Regions from separate parts of the Mus musculus genome. Here region 1 is linked to region 2. A link is a loop called in an ENCODE intact Hi-C map of the cell type or tissue named here. Cell type or tissue: left cerebral cortex. All regions are shown on one strand. Each heading gives the region's core, and the rest is flanking DNA. Links, peaks and the distances in the headings are about the cores only. Region 1 overlaps Gm20554 (predicted gene, 20554). Region 2 has its middle 250 kb from the start of Irx1.

Region 1 (5,375 bases), core at 275-5,274, 410 kb after region 2:
ATGGTAACATTGCCCCTGGAGACTCCTGAGACATGGAAGGCTTTACAGAAGGCAGCAGCCAGTAGAAGAAGCCCTGCTGTGGACAGACAGTTGTGGCAGTAACCCAAGGCTTCAGGCTTTCTCCGGTTTGAACCACAGAACAAAGCAAAGCCTTGGAAACATATTGCTCTCCTCTCTGCCTCTGCGGCAGGTTATATGGAAAGAACATAGTAAATGGTCTCTCAAAGTGCAAGGGCTTTATGGGGACTTAGGTTTGCAAATACCCCATTCCTCTGGCTGCAGTCAGGACAAGTGGACAGAGCCTACAGCCATTGTTTCTAGAAAAGCTCTCTGTGTTCCAGTCTTGGAGAGAGAGGTAGCCTGGGAATGTCTGCAGTAGGAGGATAACCCTCTCTCTTTCCCTGTCTGGCTTCTTGCTTTCATCCACAGGCCCTTCCTCCAGTTTCCTAGATCCTGATGTCCCCTCTCTAATTGTTATTTGAATTATCTAATGTACATTCACTGTTCCCCCGGGATGCTGGCGCTAGTATCCCATACAGAGCAGAAGCAAGGCACTTCCCACAGGAATGTGCAGGTGTCCTGCCTGCATTTAGACCTCTCCTTGCAGAATCTATGGTCTGCAGAATTCCTGTATATACAGTTCTGATCAGAGCAGGGCCACATCTCACACTTCATGGAAGGAAAAACATCCTGCTCAGCTTCCTCCCATGCCTCAAACAACCCCATCCAACACAGAGATGTCATTTGTTTTGAAGGTTAAACTGCAAAATCAATACATCTGTATTTATTATAAAGAGAATACAGAATTAAAATGTTAAAGAGAGAGGTTTTTTTTTTTGTTGTTGTTTTTAAGTCAAGCATCCCCCTCCCCCAAGAAGCACATTATACTTCCACACCTAGGGTGCTCCTTTGTAAGGCTAGTGCCTAATTGTAAACATTTTAGAAACATAAAATAGCTCATACAAAGGAAAAGTGAAGAGCAATATATTCTCATGCAGCAGCCCCTTCCCGGCTAAGGGTTGTTAGGGTCCCTCAATGTTTACCTACCTACTCTACCAGTATCTTTCGGGACACACCCCTTCTGACAGAGATGAGCCCTGCACAGGTATCTCATGCCTGAAGTAGGATACAGACAGTCCTCCAAGGTCCCCTTGCTCTGTTTGGAAGCACAAAAGACTGGCACTTATTTTTAAATTCCATCTTCATCACTGTCCCTCTCTGTCTTCTTCCCCCATTCTCCAGTCTCCTGCTGACCTGAGTGGCTTCTCCAGGGGCAACATTTTGTGCTACCCCCTGGGAGGTCTCAGGTCTGCTACTCTGTGCCACAATCTCCCCCAGCGCCCGTGTGGCATTTCCTATGTCGTGTGCAGTGATGTGGGCGGACAGCAGCTCTTACCTCCCGCTTTTTCAGGTGTCACTAGATGCTCCTCCCAATTCTTCGAAGCAATTTGAGCTGTCACAGTCCAGATGGTTGAGATACCTTCTGCCCTGGGTCTTGCGTGGAGTTCTGAGGTAGAGGTATGAAGTGCAGCTCTTTGTCTGGAGGCCTTCCCTGGCACAGTGGATCCAGTCATTTTCAAGTTCTTCTAGGTGTGGAGGTGAGCACATTTTCTCCCAGGGATACTCCAGAATTCATGACTCTGCATCCTTGCCCACCCTGTACCAGCACCAACATTCTTCTCCCAGTGCGGTTTGTTTTTAATTCAGATTTATCCATTTTAAAAGAATCTACATTCCCTGCCGTGTTTTCTCTTTCCCTCCCTTCCCACATTCCTCCTTTTTCTTAAAAATTATAATATTCCTTGCCGGGTATGTAAGAGCACTCTGAGAGAGCCTGAGAAAACGGTGTGTTCATGGTTACCTGCCGCCTAGACTATGTCCTGGAGAGTTGTTTGGACATACCAGTGAGAAATGGCAGGTGGAAATTAAGCCTGCCCCAGCAGACCTGCTTTCTTGGGAAAGACTTAGAGAATTGCAGTTTTCTTGCCTGGCTTTCCTTCCAGCAAAGACTCCTCCCAGGCTCAGGCAGGTAGGTTTTCATTTGCTCATGGGACCAAGCTTGAAAGGCAGGCTCAGATGGCTGCAAACCTGACCACAGAGCCTAGAACCGCTAAGGAGAGTTCAGGAAATGCGTCTTCCAAGACCAAGAGTAAGCAAGCCGGGACTCAGCTCCTATATGTCGGGAGCTGTGTCTGCAGTGCGGGGGCCCAGGGGAGCCGGCTGTGAAATTGCTTAGCGGCTCTCAGCCAGGCCTGAAATGGGTTCCCTTTTAACTCCCTCACTGGTTCTGGGACCGCAAACTAGCACAGTCCCCTAGTCCAGTCTTTGCCTGGCTCTCAGGCTGCGCGCGCTGCGCTCCCTCCTGGCGGCGCCTCAGACTCCCGGATCTGGCCAGCTAGGCCACCTCCTGGAGGGGCGCAAAACCCTGGACCGGGTCTCTCGTGGACGCCTTTCCCAGGACACGGATGGACCGCGGGGGGCAGGATCGCAGTTGGGAGACAGACAAGAGGAGAGAAAAGGAGCGACAGAAGCATGACACCAGCAGACAAGGGTGAGAACAGCGACCGAATGGCCAGATGTGGAGGGAGAATTGTCCGGACTCGCGCGGGAGAGAAACTTCAGGAAGCCTGTCTAAAGCGGGGCTTCTACCGGAGAATGCGAACTCATGCTTCCCACTAAAGAAAACCATGAGAAGAGAAACTGATCAGGATCTGAAGCGAAGGAGCGAGGATAAAGGAGAAAGCACTGGTTAGAGGATAGTTAAAAGAGAAAGCACTGGTTAGTGGAATTCTCGATCTTCGAGAGGGAAACAAGAAAAAAAAAGTGCGTTGTCGCCCCCCCCCTTCCCCACCCCCAAGTTCAGGACGGAAAGCAATTCTGGGCTCCACAGGGGCAGCCACCTCCTGTACCGGCCAAGAAGGCCAGGCCTCTCAGGCAGGTTTGAGAACCCAGTTGGGGCCCAGACTTCTCTTTCAAGGAAGCGGGCATCAAAGAGCCCCTCACCTTCGGGGGACTGTCCTGTGTGCGCGCTTTCCAGGAAAGCGCGTCGCCTTTAGAAACTAGAAATACGGATGCAGCCCCAATATATTGTAAGCCCGAGGGAGACTTCCTTTGCATGTAGAATTAAAATTGGTGCACTGAAAATCTTTAAAACCAAACAAAAACGAAACTGAAAGAATAAAGAAGCAAAGGTTGACTTCATCTCGCCCTTCTGTCTTGATGACCAAGAACATGCACATGCCAGAAAGTCCTGGCTGCTAATAGAATAGGATATGACTTGATACATCGAAACTTACTTACATTTTAAATTTTCCTTCATTAAAGTAAACCCACTTTAAAAGTGAATGTTTCGTTTTATTTAAGATAAAAAAAAAATCTGCACGCACCTAAATGGCAGCTTATTTTTGGGCCCCAAACTTAAACCACGGAAGACATAGTTGAAATAGAAAATAGTCATGAGAGCTCTAGTTTTGTTGAAATGCCCTTGTATTATTGCTTTCCTTCTTTCCCGAATAAAACAGGCATGGAAAGAGATAGATCTGGTCGCTGGCGGGGCGTCAGCCACGCGTCGGTGGCACGGTGGCAGCACCAGGTTTCCGCAGCTGGGCCTCAGCCGGCAGGCGCGGGCCACAGCGCCCCCTCGCCGCCTGCCGCGCGACTTTAGATCTAGTCGCCTCCTGAAAACCATGGAACAGGACAGTATCAGGCCAGCGCCTGGGCCTTCAAAACCAGTTTAGTACCCAGAAAGATCTTCCATTCCTAGCCTTAATATTTGGCCCACAAGTGGCCTCCACGGAAAACGGGGGCAACTTGAAAGAGTCGCTAGCCAGGGCCAACTCTAAATATTTCCACTTCTGTTTGTGTGAGGACCATAGTAACATGGTTTGTTTTTAACTCCACTACATACGTGAGGGAGGGTACACAGCATGTACCCACAGCCTGGACAACCACCACAAGAGACCGCTTTCTAAGCAGTCAACCGATTTCGCTACATTTCATACATTGTTCACTCCATGTATGTAGCTGGAGAAAGAGGAGCCAAGCACCTGGATTCCCAAGAGACATCTGAACTCTCCTCCTACCCTGAAGCACAGAATCCAGGCCTCTTTTGAAGTTGGAAACCAAGAGCAGTTTGGGGTAACCCTGTCACCCCAGTAGCAGTGATGATTATCTGCCCAGGCGCTATACTTGGAAAGTAAATTTTCCTCCTTGATTTTTTGTTGTTGTTGTTGTTCTTGTTGGTGGTGGTGTGGTTTTTTTGTTGTTTTGTTTTGTTTTTAAGATTAATGCAACTTTAACCTAAGAGAAGAAAAATAGGGCTTTCCAGAGTTTGGGATCATTCGTGTAAACCAGAGTTTTAATGCGCCAATAACAATGGGAACTCACGAGCTAATGTCCCTGTATAGGCATTTTAATGTGCCACAGTCACTACCAATAAAATCGGCATGTAGTCAGATTCGACTGTTTAATTACACGAGGTAGGCTGTTTTTATTAGTAACAGACAGCAGTATGGACATTTTAAATTTTGGTGAAAGATAATTCGTGGAGGAAATACGGGAGGTCTTGGTCTTGATAGGTTGTACTGAGCAATAATAGGGTTGTACTTTCTCAATGTCTGTGGGCAGGACGAGGCCCTCCAAAGTCAAGCACATTTGTATGGTTATGTAATTAATGTCTGAATCAGCTGCATATAGGCATAAGAACCTGCTCCATTCTACTGATATATATAGAGAGAAAGATGTGTGTGTGTGTGTATACACACATGTATATGTATATACATACTTATGTATATACACGTACATATGTATATATACATATACACACATATATGTATAAACACACACTGCTTTCTCCTCCATACATACCTGGCACAAGTCACAAGGAAAAGGTAGGGTAAACTCCACTGAAATTGAAACCAGGACAGGAAACTAATCTTTAGAAAAGATTAAGATCTGGACAATCATTCTCCTGGTAAAAATTAGATACTTCATATAAAAGACTGAAACCAACCTAATTGGAAGCTAAGAGCCTTAGTCTGACTTGTGGTTGTTTCCAGTACAGGACATCTCACCTAGGGCCCCTTCCCAAAAGAATCTCTTCCTGCGAAAACAAAAATGTCTGAATAAACTGATCTGGCTCCACCCAGATGCCCTGTTCTGGGGTGCTAGCGTGGTGACCTCTTCCTTCCCTTCCCTTCCCTTCCCTTCCCTTCCCTTCCCTTCCCTTCCCTTCCCTTCCCTTCCCTTCCCTTCCCTTCCCTCCCCCTCCCTTGAATGAGTATGCCCCACCCAGGGTCTTTTCTGTAGATGCTAGACAGTAAATAACTCAGGGTATAAAGGGGAGTGGGCTCTGCACAGGCACCGAGACTGCTGAA
Region 2 (5,375 bases), core at 64-5,063:
TGGGCGGGTAGGGGAGTGGGGGTGGGTGGGTATGGGGGACTTTTGGCATAGCATTGGAAATGTAAATGAGCTAAATACCTAATAAAAAATGGAAAGGAAAAAAAAAAAGAAACTGAGGGAGCAGCACGGTGCTCAGAAGAGAAATTCCACAGAAACATGAAGCTGTCCCTCCCTCTCTCCAACATTCTCCACCTAGCTGGTGTTCACACTATGCTACGTTGAGCATAACAGATAAGCCCTGAAGGTTTCCTGTTTTTCTGAAACAACACAACCAGTGTGTAGAGACCATGAAGATTCAACCCACTCTGCTGGACATGTGGGCTGTGTTTCCCTCCAGCTTGGTCTGTCTCTTCCCCAGGCAGTACCAGTGGGCAGGCCCTACTCCACTCCTTGAGGACAATGGCTGGTGACCTCTGTGGTGCTGATTATAAGCCAACCTTTCCTTTATCAGAAGGGAACAGGTGATGAGGTGAGAACTTGGTGCAGTCCAGGAGTAAGAAAACAGCTGGTCTCAAACACTCTCAAACTACGCTAGTCTGCTGTGTCTTCCTCAGTATGCTCTGCAGAATGATTGGTAGGGTCTCCTCTCTGTGCCACACTTCAGATCCTTTCACCAGTGTCACAACTAATGGGAACACTTTCCCTACCATCATACTCTGACAGAATATGCCAAAGACTTTCTGAGCTAAAACTAAAGCTGAGGAAGTTGATCTTTTAAGTTACAGGCAGAGCCCTACTAACCTAATGGATTGTCCATGAGGGCAGGATAGGAAAACCCTGAAGCTTAATGTCAGGCTTCATGACACCATACCTCTTGTGCATCCTCCTCTGTCATTCTCAGAGATATCAAACAGCGTTCACTTCATAACAGTGTTTCTCAAACTTCCAAATGCTGCCACCCTTTTCACAGGAAAGAGTCTTTCTATACCAAAAGGAGTAACAACCACTGCTGGTTTGCTTTATAGACCAGCTCCGAACTCACAAGCATGATTGAGGTACATCCTCCCTTAAGCAAGCCATTCAGGGCTTACTGAAACTGAAATAAAGTTCACAGCTTTGGAATTTTAATAATTATTATTTAACCTGTTACTATAGCACCAGAATTGTAAGAGATCTCTTATGTCTGCAGGACAAGGCCCATCCATAGAAGACTGGCTGGGATTGGCACCAAGGTCAAGTTCTTTTTCTCTTGTTTCTCAATAGCTAAGATGTGACTCACAAGCCCACCTTTCACAGAGTCCAAACCTGAGAGAATCTGTCATACCATTTGGTACAGTAGCAGCATTAACATTATGATAAGGCATGCACACATTTAAGCCATGACAGAAACTATGGGGACATAAATGTCTTGTCAATGTTCATCATTGTGTGAGGTCACTATCAATTTCTCCCTGATAGTTCCTTTAGGAGAAGAGGTCCCCTTGCAGCATTGGGTGTGTTTTAAGCCATGGATGCCATACATAAACAGTGTTAAAGGCTTGTGTCATCTCACACCAAGTGACCCTGGTCTTCCATGTGTCTGTCTATCTGGAGAATTAGGGTAGCCAGGACAAAAGAGGGCTTCCATAATGTAGAGCTCCCATAGCAAGTGCTATATGAAGAGTTTCCTGCACATCAAAACACTCCACCCTGGGTGGATACTTCCTAGGACTTAGAAGGTTCAAATTGCAGGCTCCTTAAGACACAGGAAATGAATAATAGCTCATAGTCTCAGGAAGTCGCTGAAACTGACCACTCCCTCCACAGTGTTCTATCACCTGTCAAGACTGTGGAGGAGCCTCCCATTGGCTGAGCTGCCCAGAAGAGACTCTTTAACCTGTGCAGCTTTCTGCAAGCAACGTCTTAAAGCAGCCCCTGCTCCTGCAGCAACCCTTCACCCATATTCCTGTAAATAATCAATTTCCTCATATGTCCACTAGCTTAGAATTTTAACGGTACTATTGCTGTGTTCTAACATCAGCTCCCTTTCTGGGGGTAAATAGAAGTTTATTGTCCACACCCCAGACATAGTATGAACACAACCCACACTTGGAAGCTGGAGCAGGTATTCAGCCCTCATGTGGGAAGACCTCTCTATAGAGAAGTTATTATCTTCATAAAAACAATCCATTATTTAGCATCTGTGTTTGGGATTTGCTTTGTGCTGGGGTACACACTCCCTAAAGATATCTTCTAATCCTGTCCCTGGAACCAAGGATATGATTTTGTTTGAAAACTGAATTTTATGCTAGCTTTGTAAAGGGGATACGACAACACAACCATATAGGGAGCATGCTGTGTGACAGAAGGACAGAGCAAGCTGAAGAGGTCTGAGGCTATCAGCAGCTACAGAGGATGATAGAAAGAGGTTTTCTCCAGGTCCAGGACACCTTGTTTCCAGAGTTCCAGGAAGATATGTCTTGCTTTAAGCCATCACGATCCTAATCATTGTGCTCACATCCTAGAGGTTGGCTCCAGAAACAAGCAGCGTGATGTGGAGCTACATTGGGTTGCATCTTTCCTGCTGAAGGTGCGATGGGGGCGAGGGGGGGGGTCTGCTTTCCATCCTGTACCAGCTGCCCAGCCTGGCACACCCTGCTTCTGAACATCACTATCAGTTGCTAAACCAAGAGGCATGTGTCCTAAAGACGAGCCATCGTTAGCTTTCCAGTCATCAACTGGGCAAAGACGGGAGTCAAATGCAAGGGTGGTGTCTGGAAGATGTGGCCCTAAAATCAGTGGGGTGTGCCATTTCTCTGCTTTGTGGCTGAGCCTCCTTGCTTTGGGAGTAAAATATTTGCTTTCCCTCCACTCTTCCAGCATTCCAATGGAAAAGGAGTAATGTTTGAAAGCTGCTTGCACAGATGATCCACCAACAGGCAGAGTGTGGTGGCCTTGTCTCCCTTTGCCCCCTAGAAAGCTATCTGGTGTTACCTTCTTCTGTCTAACTGGGCTCAGTCAGGAGCAGGATCCTGTCTCATTCCTGTTTTCCTAGATAGCAGAGTTGATGACTCAGCACACTCCCTGACATGAGAGTTCTGAGGACACCGCACTTCCTTTCAGCCACTAGGGTTAGATGGAATGCCAGCGGGGCGGCAGGGTCAGGATGAGATGGTCGGTTGGGGACAGGGCTGAGAGCCAAGCTTGTTGTCCTGGCAGCGAGACTGTCCACATTCCCATCCATCTTCATTGCTGCAATTGGGCTCTGGGTTTGAAAAGAAACTGTTGCTAAGACACACAGGCAAATCAAGGCAAATTTGAGACCTGGTCACTCCGGCAGTGGGCCCATTGTTCTCAGTGCTGTAACCGGTGATCTGAGGGCCATAAAACCGCGGGCAGTTGAAAGGCCTGGGAAACTGAAAGGGGAGCCCTTCAGATAGCTTCTGCAAGCTGCTGTAACTTTCACCCTCCCATGAACCGCAGTTTATGGAAAGGCCTGGTGACAGCCTCTTGTTCAACCTCCAGAGGAGGAGAGCCAAAGAGAAGGCAAAATCAAGACTGAAGAGAATTAATGAGCCTTTACATATTGTCCTGTTTCCTTTGTTGTTTTTTTTTTTTAAATCTGGCTGACAAGAAGAAGTGAACGAGGGTGTACAGCCATGTTGGTATCAGGCCGTAAATCCTACAAAACATTAACTTCATTACATGGTAATTACTGCTTGCAGTGTCGGCCTTTCCACCTCCCCTTCCTCCACCCTCCTGCAGAAATCAGCACTTCTGCTCCTGGTCCAGGTCACAACCTGGAGGAGCTCCCAGCTAAATGCAACATAGGGAACTCAAGGGTGAGGACTGAGGAGATCCAGCAGGCACATCTCACCTGTGACATCATACCCATGGATGCATACAAGAAGCTAATACTCATGTGTGCAGCCTTCTCCTGTACACTCCTTTTTTCAGCTATATCTGTATCCAGGCTTGGGGGATTACCTTGCCAGACTTGAAGAACTGTGATTTCTTTTCATCTGGACTCTGTAAGAAAAGTTTTCAAAATCCACATTTAGATTTTGATAGAACTCGTTTAATGTCACACTGAAAAAAATAAATAAATAAACAAGCATTTCAGCTGCGGGGAATCCACGGCCTACTGTAGCTCTGCTGGCCAGCTTGGAGTGGGAGAGGCGACAGCTATGACTGTGACAGGAGGTTTCCTAGGAAGCACTGTGATCCTTGGGAAGAGAAGGCTGTTGAGGATGGGGAAAGCTTTCTAAGGCAGAGAAGAGAGACTGAGGACAGTCTGGATGTGTCTGAGCTGTTTAGTACCTAAAGGAAGTCAGTTTTCAACTATGGTTGGGACAATAAACTCAAAGCAAGATATGTTTTCAGATACTCAGTTTAAAAATGGCCTTTTTTTTTAAGACAACATAAGTTCTGCAGACAATGCATGTGTTTGTAATGATAGGAAATATGGCCTCCCTTCTTTTCAAAAAAAAAAAAAATATATATATATATGTCATCTTTCCTATCCCCTAAAACCCTGCTTTGCCAGAAGCCAGATAGGAGAATAGAATAATGATACCTAACATGGGAATCTTGGTGCTTTGCTCACCCCTGTTGTAAAGTCTCCCGTGCCTCCTTCAGCTAGCACATGTGAATGGCCATGCACCAGCAGAGGTCTCATGTGGGAGGAAAACACTTGGTCACCTCCAAGGCTGCAAGGCTTGTCCAGTGGGGCCTCAGTCTGTGTGCACTGGGACCTAAGTCTGTGTGCAGTGGGACTGGGGCTGGATATGGACCCCTGTGGACTTGAAGCTAGAATCTACTGAGAATCTGAGGACTTTCTGAGAGAGTGAACAACCTCTCTTCTATGGTCTTGACTCAAGTGCCCCTGGGAAGAGCTTTGCAGTAAACTTCGAGGAAGCCTAGGTTACCAGAAGCTTGGGCAGCCTCTTCATCTACCTCTGCAGCTCTCTGGAGCTCTGCTGTGTAGGTACTCATGCACACATGAGTGGCAGTCAAGTGCTGGAGCTGAAGCGGATCCTGCTTCCCATGTGCCCCTGTGATCCGCAGAGGAAGAACACACACACAGCAGTCCTTGGAAGGTATCGAGGAGGTCACTTGGAGAAGACAAGGGTCAAAGGTCAGAACTCTCAGACACATAGGGCACACTACCCTGGTCTTGTGAATGATTTCAATGCAAGATCTGATCTTTAACTAATTTGGCCAGTATATATTCTGCAGCACAGAATGCACAAGGCATGATCCATGCAGCAAGAGTAGATCAGAGAAGAAAAAATATTTCCTATTCTAGAGGAGACAGAAAAGACAAGCAGGACAGGCATTTAATTTGCCTGCTTTCCCAATCTTTATTTTTATTTTGACTTAAAGTTTTAAAAGAAAATTTCAAATTCGTTCACATCAAAAACTGTAAAATTTCCTTTATTTGTCTTCCTTTCGAG

The links. Peaks named below come from ENCODE experiments on the same cell type or tissue, not always from the same donor. Only the 100,000 strongest peaks of a DNase experiment are listed, where the experiment ranks them.
Region 1: a loop joins it to region 2, with 7 times the contacts of the local background. A loop is called at or near these places in 2 of 42 quality-filtered maps.

Annotation. Positions count from the first base shown.
Region 1 is chr13:72,621,762-72,627,136 of GRCm38, forward strand. Gm20554 (predicted gene, 20554) reads right to left here. Exons shown (of 1, transcript NR_030701.1): 1 at 1,705-5,375. It also overlaps a transcript of Irx2 not described here. Among named protein-coding and RNA genes, the nearest start is that of Gm20554, 4.1 kb to the right of the region's middle. In left cerebral cortex, for the core only: a CTCF peak has its summit at 2,381; DNase peaks (open chromatin) are centred at 2,226, 3,318, 3,766 and 3,921.
Region 2 is chr13:72,207,027-72,212,401 of GRCm38, forward strand. No RefSeq gene overlaps it. Among named protein-coding and RNA genes, the nearest start is that of Irx1, 250 kb to the left of the region's middle. In left cerebral cortex, for the core only: no CTCF peak of the experiment used is centred there; DNase peaks (open chromatin) are centred at 2,995, 4,093 and 4,656.